Linked DNA regions of Homo sapiens: region 2 is linked to region 1. Evidence: chromatin contacts called from ENCODE Hi-C data. All regions are on one chromosome and are shown on one strand. The core of a region is the stretch at or near the end of the contact, and the rest is flanking DNA. Distances in the headings are between cores, read along the strand shown. Region 1 holds the start of LINC02694 (long intergenic non-protein coding RNA 2694). Region 2 holds the start of SQOR (sulfide quinone oxidoreductase).

Evidence for each region. Hi-C counts contacts between places; a loop is a spot of excess contacts on that map. Pooled maps may share reads with other maps.
Region 2: a pooled map shows a loop between it and region 1 (2.9-fold over the local background). The contact joins the promoter of SQOR here to the promoter of LINC02694 in region 1. A Hi-C loop is called at or near these places in 3 of 50 pooled maps.

The regions. Positions count from the first base shown.
Region 1 is chr15:38,694,229-38,700,011 of GRCh38, forward strand. LINC02694 (long intergenic non-protein coding RNA 2694) reads left to right here and starts at 2,370. Exons shown (of 2, transcript NR_160786.1): 1 at 2,370-2,511; 2 at 3,910-5,783. RefSeq lists an enhancer at 2,480-2,529.
Region 2 is chr15:45,633,779-45,639,561 of GRCh38, forward strand. SQOR (sulfide quinone oxidoreductase) reads left to right here and starts at 1,251. Exons shown (of 10, transcript NM_021199.4): 1 at 1,251-1,330. RefSeq lists enhancers at 395-1,390, 1,853-1,942, 1,973-2,022, 3,852-3,931, 3,962-4,021 and a silencer at 1,203-1,372.

The DNA of each region.
Region 1 (5,783 bases), core at 1,120-3,619:
AAGTGGGATAGTGAACCCTTGGGGTGGGTGGGCTACCTCAGAGGGGGCATCAGGCATCAGCACCTCTGAGGGGAGACATTTGAACTGAGGCCTGAACAGTGAGAGGGGCTCAGCCACAAAGAAGCTGAAGGAGGAATGTTTCAGACAGAGGCAACAGTGGGTAAGGCCTCCAAGGTAGAAACAAACTTGGGGTGTTGGAAGAACAGTGAGAAGGCTGGTGGGCTGGAGTAGAGTAGGGTCCAAGTTCATTTTAAGAGCACACATGGAACTTAGGCCAATTCCAGGACATGACTGGACACTTATGTTAATGGTTCCTAAAAGATAGTGTAACAGTTGGGAAGTTACCAGATGTTCTATACTGGGAGCCTTGTCTTCCCAGAACTCATGAGAGTCTCCCAGTGACAGCATTGCCTGCTTGCCTGAAAGGATCTCACCTTCAACTTTAAGGACAGGGACATCCAGTTTAATGTCACTCTGGTCTGATTCATTGTGATTCCATTATTTAAAAAACATGAATCTTTATTTCCATGACATCCGTAGAAGTTTTTCCCTACATTCCAAGAGCTGTCTTCCACTCTCAATCAATAAGAGCTAACAGAACTACGTGTTCTCTGCATTCCTGGGCAGTGCATGATACTACAAACACTCTCAACCAATGAGCTCTCTCCTCAGTTGAGGATGTTCTGCAACGTGGGACTTTATTTTTGCTATTGATTTTGTGTACTCGAAATTATTAGCCTAAGTCCCCAGTAAAGAGATTGGGTCTATGACCTGGGCTAGTCTCAATGAAAAGGAAGAGGGAATTCACCCGTTTCCCAAAACTTGGGTGGTTGAGATGATGTAGGCAGTTTTGAGGTAGAGCAGAATTGGGGGGCGGGTGCGGGGAGTCAAGGATTCTTCCATTCCAGGTTGGGAATCTGCAATCCCTTTGATGTAATAGCATGCCAGATGTTTGAACTATGAAATTGTTTCTGGGGTTCAGACTGTAGAACCCACTGAGGCAGAAATGTGGGAACTTGGTAGGAAAACATAAAGATGACAGCATGTTGGATACTTCAAGAAGGTACAAGGTCCTTTCCACGGAAGTTTTGCTAAAAGTGGATCAGGAACAAGAGGTGAATTATGTAACTTTGCTTCAGAAGCCACATCTACCTGTAATCAGCCATCAGAGGCTGAGGAAGGTCAGATTATCTTGTGTCTTCCTTATCATCGCCATCACTATCAGCAGCAGCAGCAGCAGCAGCAGCAGCAGCAGCAGAGTTCTCTGTCACACTCTATTACTAAAGCTAAAGATTGCATGTGATTATAGATATTTATTATTCTGGTCATTGTCATGGTGATCTTTGCGGAAAGATATTAGAGGAAAACTCCCTCCTAGTCATATCTGGAGGCCAATGTCCTTAAACAGAAAACTGGGGTCATACCCTGTAAAACCTATCAGACCAAGTAATCCAGAGCTGGGATGGGGGCAGGATCTCTTTAGAGTAAGACTTGCCTTCCAAGCCACATAACTGTCATCTGGAGCTTGTCACTGCTGACAATTTTCCTCCTTGCTGCCAGCTTGCTCTGTATCACGCAGGGCTATCATCAGTAACTTAGCCCTAAGAGGGGTACAGGAAAGATTAAAAAAAGGAATGCTATATTTGTGGGGGAATCATTCTCTAAAAGTCTCCCTTGCCAGCAAATTTTAAGTGGTAGGAGCAGTGGTTGTCACCACAGCTGGCACTTTGGGTTTTGTGGTGTGAAGCAAAGGCTTTTTAACTGAGAGAGGACTGGTGCCCATTCCTGGTGGCAGCTCCTGCCACTGGAAGCCTGGTTGGCCAGAATGTGATGCTGTGATGGGGACTGCATCTGGATCCCAGCTGTCAGGACCTGGCTTCCAGATCTGAATTCTAGAGCAGAGGGAGGGAAGGCAGAACACCTACCAGCACACTAATGTTTCAAGTTTGGCCTAGAGCAAAGAGCCTGAGTTGCTGTTGGCCAAACGTTGGCCTGTGTTTGTCAGACTGGGCTGAAGACTTCCTCCCTGGTCTATCCTTCACCTCTTATGCCACAGTTTTGGGAAACACTGTGCTCAGCAAGCTGAACTGCTTCTTGGGTGTGCGACTAGGGTGCCAGCCAGGCCAGGGACGTCCAGGACTGGAAGAAATGCAGGGGCAGGACCACAGCACAGGCTGATCAGGAGGCTGCCCCACCAGGAGCTCTGCTGAAGGCTGCATCCTCTCTGCTGAGAGTCAACCACTGTGCTGACTCACCATCCTTGTGGTTGAGAACCCATCAGCAAATTGGTGGCTCTGATGAGCCCTGGAGCTGCAAAATATAGGCCGGGGTACCTCAGCCGGAAGGGACTTCAGTTAGTGACAGGTTTTCTGTTCTGATATGGAGCTACAAGGGGCCCAAGAGGACCTGGGCATTTCCCTCTCTAGTCCCCGGAGGAACCATGAAACCAGGCCAGGAAGCAAGGCTAAGGGCAGGAGCAGCATCTGTCTCCAGGCGTCTGTTTGGATGGCTGTAAGTCCCACCTTGCTCTGTTTTTTTCTGCTATGGCTGAACCTGGATCTAGCAGGGTTCTCAGTTTCTGCTATGGCTGAACCTGGATCTCAGTCCCCTGGTGAGCTTAGCTCCTGCCTCCCAGAGAACTGGAATGACCTTATTCAGACACCTCCAGCCTGTATAAGTCAGGGGCAAGGACTGGGGAGTCAAGAGGGTTAAGGGAGTGAGAGGTGAGAGTTACAATCTACATTGTATTTTATGTCAACAGCATCCCCTGGAGTACTGCAAAGCTCTAAGTCAGATATCCCAGTGGGGGGCATCACCCATCCTAGACTTTCTCCCCTGCCCCATGCCCCTTATACCAACATCAATTCAGCACATAGCACTGTACTTGGCCATTAAGATAGTAAATAAATGCCTGGTGAATAGTTTGATAGACAGAAAGATGCCCACTCCCCCAACCCAAAGATGTTTACATTCTCATTCCTAGAAACTGTAAATATGTTATCTTAATAGCAAACAGGATTTTGCAAGTGTGGTTAACATTAAGGATCTTGAGATAAAGAGATTATCCTGGATTATCCGAATGGGCCTAATCTAATCCTAAAAAGCAGACAGGCTTCCCTGGGTGCAGTCAGAGACAGAAATGCAGCTAGGGGAATTGGAGTCAAAGAGAGGGCCATGAGAGAAGGATTCCATGCCCTGTGGCTGGTTCTGAGAGGTAGGGACTCTATGTAAGGACAGAGCAAATGTCTTCTAGGAGTTCAGGGTGGCCCCAGTTAGCAACCAGCAAGGACCTCAGTCTTACAGTCCCACGGAACTGTCAAGACCAGAATGAGCAAAGATAGTGATGCACCCCCAGAGCTGCCACCAAGGAACGCTGTCCTGCCGAGACGTTGATTTTAGTCCTATGAGACCCATAGGACTTCTGGCCCATAGAACTAAATGATAGTGTGTGTTTTAAGCTGCTAAAGTTTTGGTAATTTATTATAGTAGCAACCGATAATAGAAATGGCTATAAAATGGAATGTATTTTGTAACTGAACATAATTTTCTTGCCTCTGGTGTCCCTAATTTCCTTGGTGGCTGGCAGTCATAGAGAAGTCCTTTTCCATGGTTAGCTGTGTGCCAGTGACGGGGAGGGCATCCTTACTCTGGTCTCAAGTGCTTCTTGGCACCCCTGGGTTTACTTTTTTGCTGATGTCCCCTGGCATAGGTGTTGCTAGAAGCTGGCGTTTTTAGGAAGCACGTAGAACTCTCTGCTCCTTCATAGTCAGTCAGTGGCTCCATCCCAGGCAGGTGCTCCAGACCCATCCCATTCATTAGTCATCTATTCTGTACAAGAAACTTGATGAATTTTATTTCATTTAATTCTAACAACTATATGAATTAGGTAATGTTATCCCCATTTTACAGGGAGGAAAGCTGAGGCTCAGAGCAAGTGAACATCTAACCCAGGGCCACCAACAAGAGCTCAGGGATTGGAATCTGGGAGAAGATGCTTCCCTTCTCTTCTCCAAGAGTCCTTTTGGGGCTGGCAAGTTGATACAAGCTCCAGCTCATGTCTTCAGACAATGCTGGGTCCAAGGAAATGCATGGATCTCCTGCATTACAAAGTTTGACTCCAAGAGAAGCCCAGAAGTGGCTTCCAGCCCCTCCTACCTAACTGTGCCCCGCCGTTCACCACTTCCTGTCTTCCTGCGACCCAGTGACAGATGTGTCTGTGGGGGCTGCTACTTGGGAAAGTCCACCAGGAGGAGAGCATGCCAATCTCTCCTCTCAGATCCTCTGGGGGTTACTTTCCCCACCCAAACTAGGCCTTGATGTCAAGGCCTAGTTACAGGGATGTCAAACTAGGAGGTTGATGTCGGTGTGGTGTGTAAGATGTTGGGGAGAAGCTGCAGGTGCCTTCTTACCAGCTCTTCCTGAAAACTTGTCTCTCCCTCTCCTTGTTAGTCTGTTTTATAACTCACACTCCAGCCGGGGGGAAGTAAAGGAGCTTATCCCGTTCACAGATCCTGTAACCCATGGTGGTTATTACCTCATAGCTGGTGCAGTGTTCTTTGAGCCTAGCAGTTTGGTTTAGACTCAAGTGTCTATTCTTTGCAGTCTTTCTGGGGTTGGTAGCAGAGAAAGAGAAGAGAACAGGTAATTCGATCACTCAGGTTATTCGTGTGTAAAAGTTGAAGCCCTACCACAAACGTATGAGTGGATGTTATAGTGTAATAACCTGGACATTGCCAAGACAGCTTCCTCAGGGCTTTTGTTTCCTCAAGCCTACCTGAAGGCTCTCTTCTCAGTCACGGGGGATGGAATTGTTTCATCCCTGGCTTGCTCTGGGCCTCAGTTTCCCTATTCCAGGATAGTTTCCCTATTCCCTATTCTGCATCATAAAAAAAAAAATACACTCCTGATAGAAGTCGGTTGATGCTTTTGGCCTGCAGCCTCCTTAAGGTTAATAGTCCACATAATTTCCTCAGGGGCCCTGGCTGGCCTGTTGTGGGTGTACCCATGAAGTATCTTGATTTGCTATGATAGGAGCCACCTTGGCTTCCTGTGGAGATAAGCCCTGCCCCTCGTTCCCACTTTAAGCTTGAAAAGTCCCTTATCCAACTTTGGAATGGGAACTAGAAAGACTAAGCAGTGTCTCTCAGGGGTTCCTTCTGGGGTCACTCAGAAGAGGAGAACCAAGCAGTCTTGGCGGAGAGACACCTGAAGTTGGTCACTCGGCACATTACCAGGGGCTCAGCAATGACCAGCCTGCAACCATCCTGCCTTTCCCCAGGGGTCTGGGCTCCAGCCATGGAGGGTGGACTGGAGACTCCTTTGCCTTTCAACACTGTCTGGCCTGTCTCGGGTCCGGCACGTCTTTTCTCTACTGATTTTGTGGCTGTGGTTAACTTAGCTAACCTTTCAGTGAAATAATGTCTAGTGGCATTCCTTTACATTTTCCATGTGCTGTTTTTTCCATAACTCCATTTTCTTCAGGGCTGAGTTTGGGTCTTCATTTTTCCACCCACAGGCCTAGTTAAGCTTGGTCTTGTGCTCCAACTTACCTGCCCCAGACTTCTTGGATGGACATTGTCAATCTGGTCATATTGAGAGTGAAACTGCCACCTAGTGGTCACTGGAGGTGTGCCTGCCTTTTCATGAGCTCTCTTGCTGCTGGTTACCGGAAACATCAGTTGATGGTTTTCTTCTAAGCTAACTCAGAAGCTGTGATGTGAATCAGACCAAACAATTTATCTGCTTCAAATCCATATTGTAAAGAGGTTTAATATAAAGACATA
Region 2 (5,783 bases), core at 1-2,500, 6.9 Mb after region 1:
TACAGTCTGCGTTTGTATTGTATTGTTCATGATGATTTTGCCATAGATACAGTCAGTCTCTTTGATTAAAGATAGAAAGTATCAGTTGAAAACATTTAAAAAAATAATATTCAAGGCTGGGCATGGTGGCTCACGCCTGTAATCCCAGCACTTTGGGAGGCCCAGGAGGGCAGATCGCTTGAGGCCAGGAGTTTGAGACCAGCTTGGCCAACATGGTGAAACCTCATCTCTACTGAAACATACAAAAATTAGCCGGGCATGGTGGCACACACCTGTAGTCCCAGCTACTCAGGAGGCTGAGACACCAGAATTGGTTGAACCCATGAGGCAGATGTTGCAGTGAGCCGAGATTGCTCTACTCACTGCGCTCCAGCCTGGGCAACACAGTGAGACTCTGTTTCAAAAAACAACAACAACAACTATATATATATATATATATATATATATTCAAAATTCATAAAACCAAATAAGTGTAAAAGAAACTCAAACTTTCAAGGGTTTATTTTTGTTTGTTTTTTTGAAAGCTTCTAGCACTTGCACTTCTCAGGTTATGAGACTTTTGGGACACCCTGTATTTATTGTAAAAAGGGTTACTGAATCTGATATGGTGGAGAACCACTCACTGAGACTTTACATCAACCTGGAAAGAGCCGCCAACTGAAAATGTCCAGTCATGAATATGGGATGGGACACTGTGGAGGCCAGTGGCTGGAAGCCAGCTTACCCCTGCCTGCGCGTTTTGAAGGAAGGGCTCCAGCGCACACCAAAGCTGAACCTCGGTCACCTTCTCTGTGAAATGAGCGCGGGAATACCTGTGTTTCTGGGCAGCTGTGTGAACCCGGTGAGAAGCCCAGGGCACATAGGAGGACCCAGTGGGAACAGCCAGAGCCTCTCTGCACAGCGCCCCGCCTCCGCTTTTGCCTGCCCTGATTACAAAACGCTGTTGGCACCCAGGGGCGGAAGCGTCAGGTGGCCTCGGTGTCCTCCGCCTGTGCGCCCCAGCCTGCGGGGCCGCCCTTCAGGGCGCGCAAGGGGCGAGTCTGTCCAGCCGGCAGCACCCCAGGCCGGATGGACGCTTGTTCCTGGTTCTGTGCCCCGTGAGCGCTCAACGCCCTGGTGTGTTCACTGACCATGGTGCCTGGGCTGCGGCGCCGGGCGGGGCACGGCGGGACTTTTCGGGACCTTTCCTGGGGGGAGCCTCGCTTTCCCCGCCTCCAGCCTCCGCCCGGATGGCAGGCGGGCGGGGCCCCAGTCCAGGCCTTGAGACCCAGAAGGGAGCGAAGGTTTTTGCTGCGCCAACGCAGTGACCGAAGGCTCCGCTCACGCCCGGGTAAGAGGCATCCGCGGCCGATCTTTGGCCCTGGGCCAGCGGAGGGAGACTGGGCGGGGACAGCGACCACCACTGAGGCTGTTTGTTAGCTTAACTCGGTTTCCGCAGCTGGGACTCCGCAGACCCGGTGCGCCGCGCCCCAAACTTTGCTTCCTCAACTCCGGACACCTGCAGCTCTTGCTGCCCTTGTCTGGAACCCGGGTCTTGGGACTCTTGCTTCCTTCTCAGAGTGTCAGAGCCTCAGGGCCGCGGAGAGGCCAACCCGCGAGGGGTGCTTAAAAACCGAAGTATCCGTGGTCTTGGTGTGTGGACGTTTCTGGCGCCTTCCACCTGTTGACTGTCACTCGGCACCGTCCTGGAGCGGGAGTGGGTGCTCGGCGTCCGGGGGCCAGGGATTGACACAGTCATCCACCGACACTGCGCGTGGGACAGAGGGGGCGCTCGAGGGGTCGGCTGCAGCTGAAACCTGAAGGGGAGAGGATTTAGGGCACCTGCTGAACAGGAATTGGTGGAAAGGGAGAAGGGGTCTTCTGGTGGAATCTGGGCTCATTTCCTTTCCTCTTCATCTGTCTCTTTTATTTATCAAAATTCCAACCTGGCTTTTTGCTCAAAGACGCTGAACAGAGCCCCTGGCTTTGCCTGCGCTGCCCATTGCTATAATGCAGGGCTCTGTTCCATTTTTGTGCTGTGCACCCCTTTGGCATTTCTGGGAAGGCTAAAGACTCTCAGAACAATACTTTTTTTTGAGACAGAGTCTTGCTCTGTCGCCCAAGCTGGAGTGCAGTGGCGCGATCTCGGCTCACTGCCACCTCCACCTCCCGGGTTCAAGCGATTCTCCTGCCTCAGCCTGCCGAGTAACTGGGATTACAGGCGCAGCACACCTGGCTAATTTTAGTATTTGTAGTAGAGGCGGGTTTCACCATGTTGCCCAGCTGGTCTCGAACTCCTGGCCTCAAATGATCCGCACACTTCGGCCTTCCAAAGTGCTGGGATTACACGAGTGAGCCACCGCGCTGGACCAGAACAATGCTTTTTTAAAGGTATAAAACAAAAGGAAGAGTATTATAAAGGAAACCAATTGCAAAACACATGTCAAAACATTAAAAGAATTTATGATATGGTAATATATATGTCTTTAAAAAACGAATGCGTTATTTAATAACAAGGTTATTAAATAACAAGATCTAGCAGTGGATTAAATAGTTACCATAATTTTGAAGTAGTAAAGAACATAAACAATTATTTCAAGATATAGGTAATACTTGTAATATAAGAAAATATCTGTAATTTCTTTCTTCTTTTTTTTTTTTTTTTGAGACGGAGTCTCACTCTGTCACCAGGCTGGAGTGCAGTGGCGCGATCTCGGTTCAATGCAACCTCCGCCTGCTGGGTTCAAGTGATTCTCCTGCCTCAGCCTCCCGAGTAGATGGGACTACAGGTGTGTGCCACCACACCCAGCTAATTTTTGTATTTTTAGTAGAGACAGGATTTCACCATATTGTCCAGGATGGTCTCGATCTCTTGACCTTGTGATACGCCCACCTTGGACTCCCAAAGTTCTGGGATTACAGGCATGAGCCACTGCGCACGGCCAATATCTGTGATTTCTATTGGTGACAAAGTCTTAGTATTGCCAATACTGCTGTGGTTTGTTGGCTACATACATAATTGAAGTAAATGTTAAATTTCAGTTAGATACTAGAGAAATAAAAGATGTAAATATTAAATATCCGTAAAAATAAAGATGTAAAATACTTTTCCATCTAAGTTTTTGGGTCCAGGTTAAGATCCTCTGATAGTAGAAAGGGCACTGACCCAATGACTTGGCTTCTGGGCTTGACACTTCCATTGACATTTCCAAGGCCCATTGTAACCTTGGCTTTTTTTTTTTTTTGAGACATGGTCTTGCTGTGTCGCCTAAGCTGGAGTACAGTGAGGTGATCTCTGCTCACTGCAACCTCCTCGCAGGTTCGAGTGATTCGCCTGCCTCAGCATCCCTAGTAGCTGGGATTACACCAGCCACCCACCACCACACCTGGCTAATTTTTGTATTTTTTGGTAGAGACAGGGTTTCACCATATTGGCTAGGCTGGTCTTGAACTGCTGACCTCAAGTGATCTGCCCTTGTCTGCTTCCCAAAGCAACCACCACACCCAGCTTAACTTTGGCTTTTGAATTTCTTTTCGCCTCAGCTTCTTCATTGTACAGTGGAGATAATAACACCTTCCCAAGTATTTAAGGCACCCAGCACTGCACTTAGTGTAGAGGGCTGAAGTAGATACCATTTATCAGAACTTATTTGTATCCCTCCCAAGCTTATGGCCTTATATCCCCAAGCCTGGGGAGGTACTCATTATTTATTGAATGAATAAGTGGGTCAGAAAGGGTTGCTTGTGACTAAGTCCAAAAAACAAAATTCATTAAGGAGACAGCTGGTGGTTTGGGAAATGACTTTGTTTAAATTTGGGGCTTTTTTTCTGGCTGGAAAAATATATAAACACATTTGGAACGGGGGTGTTTGAAATGTCAGTCAGGGCCCAGGGTCTGTGTGTGCGTGTCTGTGTGGCTGGTGTTCTGCCAGTGAAAATGAAACTGAATGTTGAAAGGAAACCGGATTCCTTTGCAGAACAGTTTCTCCTCCATGTTGCCTGTGTCTAGCTTTGTTAATCCGATGTGTTGTAACACAGGAAATGTCTTATAAAGAATGGAGACGGACCCATGACAAGGCATTTCTGGGCATAGATGTACTTTTTTCTTCTCCTTTCACGTTTCCCTGCTCCACTATCTACTATATAACTCCTCTTTGACTCTGAAGACTTGGTAAATAGGAGCAGTTTGGATAGCTTATGGAAAGCTGCCCAGACCTGGCTGGAAGCCAACTAGTTGCTTCTTAATCCCAGCCTTAAAAATCTTTGTAATCCCCAGATGTAGGTGGTAATAATAATAAAGAAAAGTAGATCTAGCCAACCATCCCTGTGATTTACATTGAGAAAGTGCTAAATTGGGACAGGAGGTAGAGAACTTTGTGGAAAAAAACAAAACAGAACAAAAAAACCCTCGGAAATTTAGAACACACTGGGACTATCTATGTCTGTAACTTTGGGAAGGGCAAATACTGGTGTTATGGACTCACCAAATTCATATATTGAAACCCTAGCCCCCAGGATCTTAGAATGTGACTGTATTAGGAGATAGTGCCTTAGTTAGAAGTGGTGGTGAGCACCTGTAGCCCCAGCTACTTGGGAGGCTGAGGTGGGAGAACTGCTTGAGCTCAGAAGTTCGAGGCTAGCCTGAGCAACATAGCAAGACCTTGTCTCAATAAAAGAATAATTAGCCAGGCACGGTGGCTCACGCCTGTAATCCCAGCACTTTGGGAGGCCGAGGTAAGCAGATCGCTTGAGGCTGGGAGTTTGAGGCCAGCCTGGCCAACATAGAGGAACCCCGTCTCTACTAAAAATTCAAAATATTAGCTGGGTGGGGTAGTGTGCACCTGTAATTCCAACTACTCAGGGGGCTGAGGCATGAGACTTGCTTGAACCGGAGAGGAGGAAGTTGCATTGAGCCAAGATTATCATGCCACTGCATTCTAGCCTGCGCAACAGAGCAAGACTCTGTCTCAAAAAAAGAAAGAAAGAAAAAAAAAAAAGGAAAATTAAGTTAGGTCATTAAGGTGGAGCCCTAATCCAATATGAATAGTATCCTTATAAGAAGATGACTCGTCAGGAGCACATGTGCACAGAGAAAAGGCCACGCAAAGGCACACTGAGAAGGTGGCCATCTGCAAACCAGGGAGAGAGATCCCAGGAGAAACCAGTCTCATCAGCACTGAGGTCTTGGACTTTCAATCTCCAGAACTTTGAGAAAATAAATTTCTGTTCTCTAGACTTCATCTAGTCTATAGTGTTTTGTTATGGCAGCCCTAGAAAATTAATACAACTGGTTCTACCAAATGGACAATAGGTTTAAAAAAAATGGCTACAACTAGGCACCATCTCTTTTAAGTCATGATCCCGACATGTCCATCACTTGCTCTTAGGATCTCTTACCCAACCTATGCAGAAGAGTCTCCCATGTACTTTCCTTCTACAGACACCCTGTGTGGTCCCTAGGATCTTGCCTGAAGTTGTTAAAGCCATATTCAGCTTCATGATTTTGACTGTTAGGAAAAGAAAAACTTGGCCTCTTCAGCAAGTGACCTAGGTTAGCTGTTGTGCCATGTACATAGTAAGTACTTTGTAAATGTATGGTGGGTGATGGGTGATGATGTTATGATCATCCTTAAATACCATGGGGTGACTCCCTTCTGATCATAATGAATCTCCATGTTTTGGCCCTAGCCCAGCCCTCAGGGAACTTTCATGCCACCTAGCTGGGAACCAGCAGCTCTGGCCCTAGCTACATGAATGGAGAGAAAATGGCTATGTCTGTATCCTGGTACCAATTCCTGACTTCT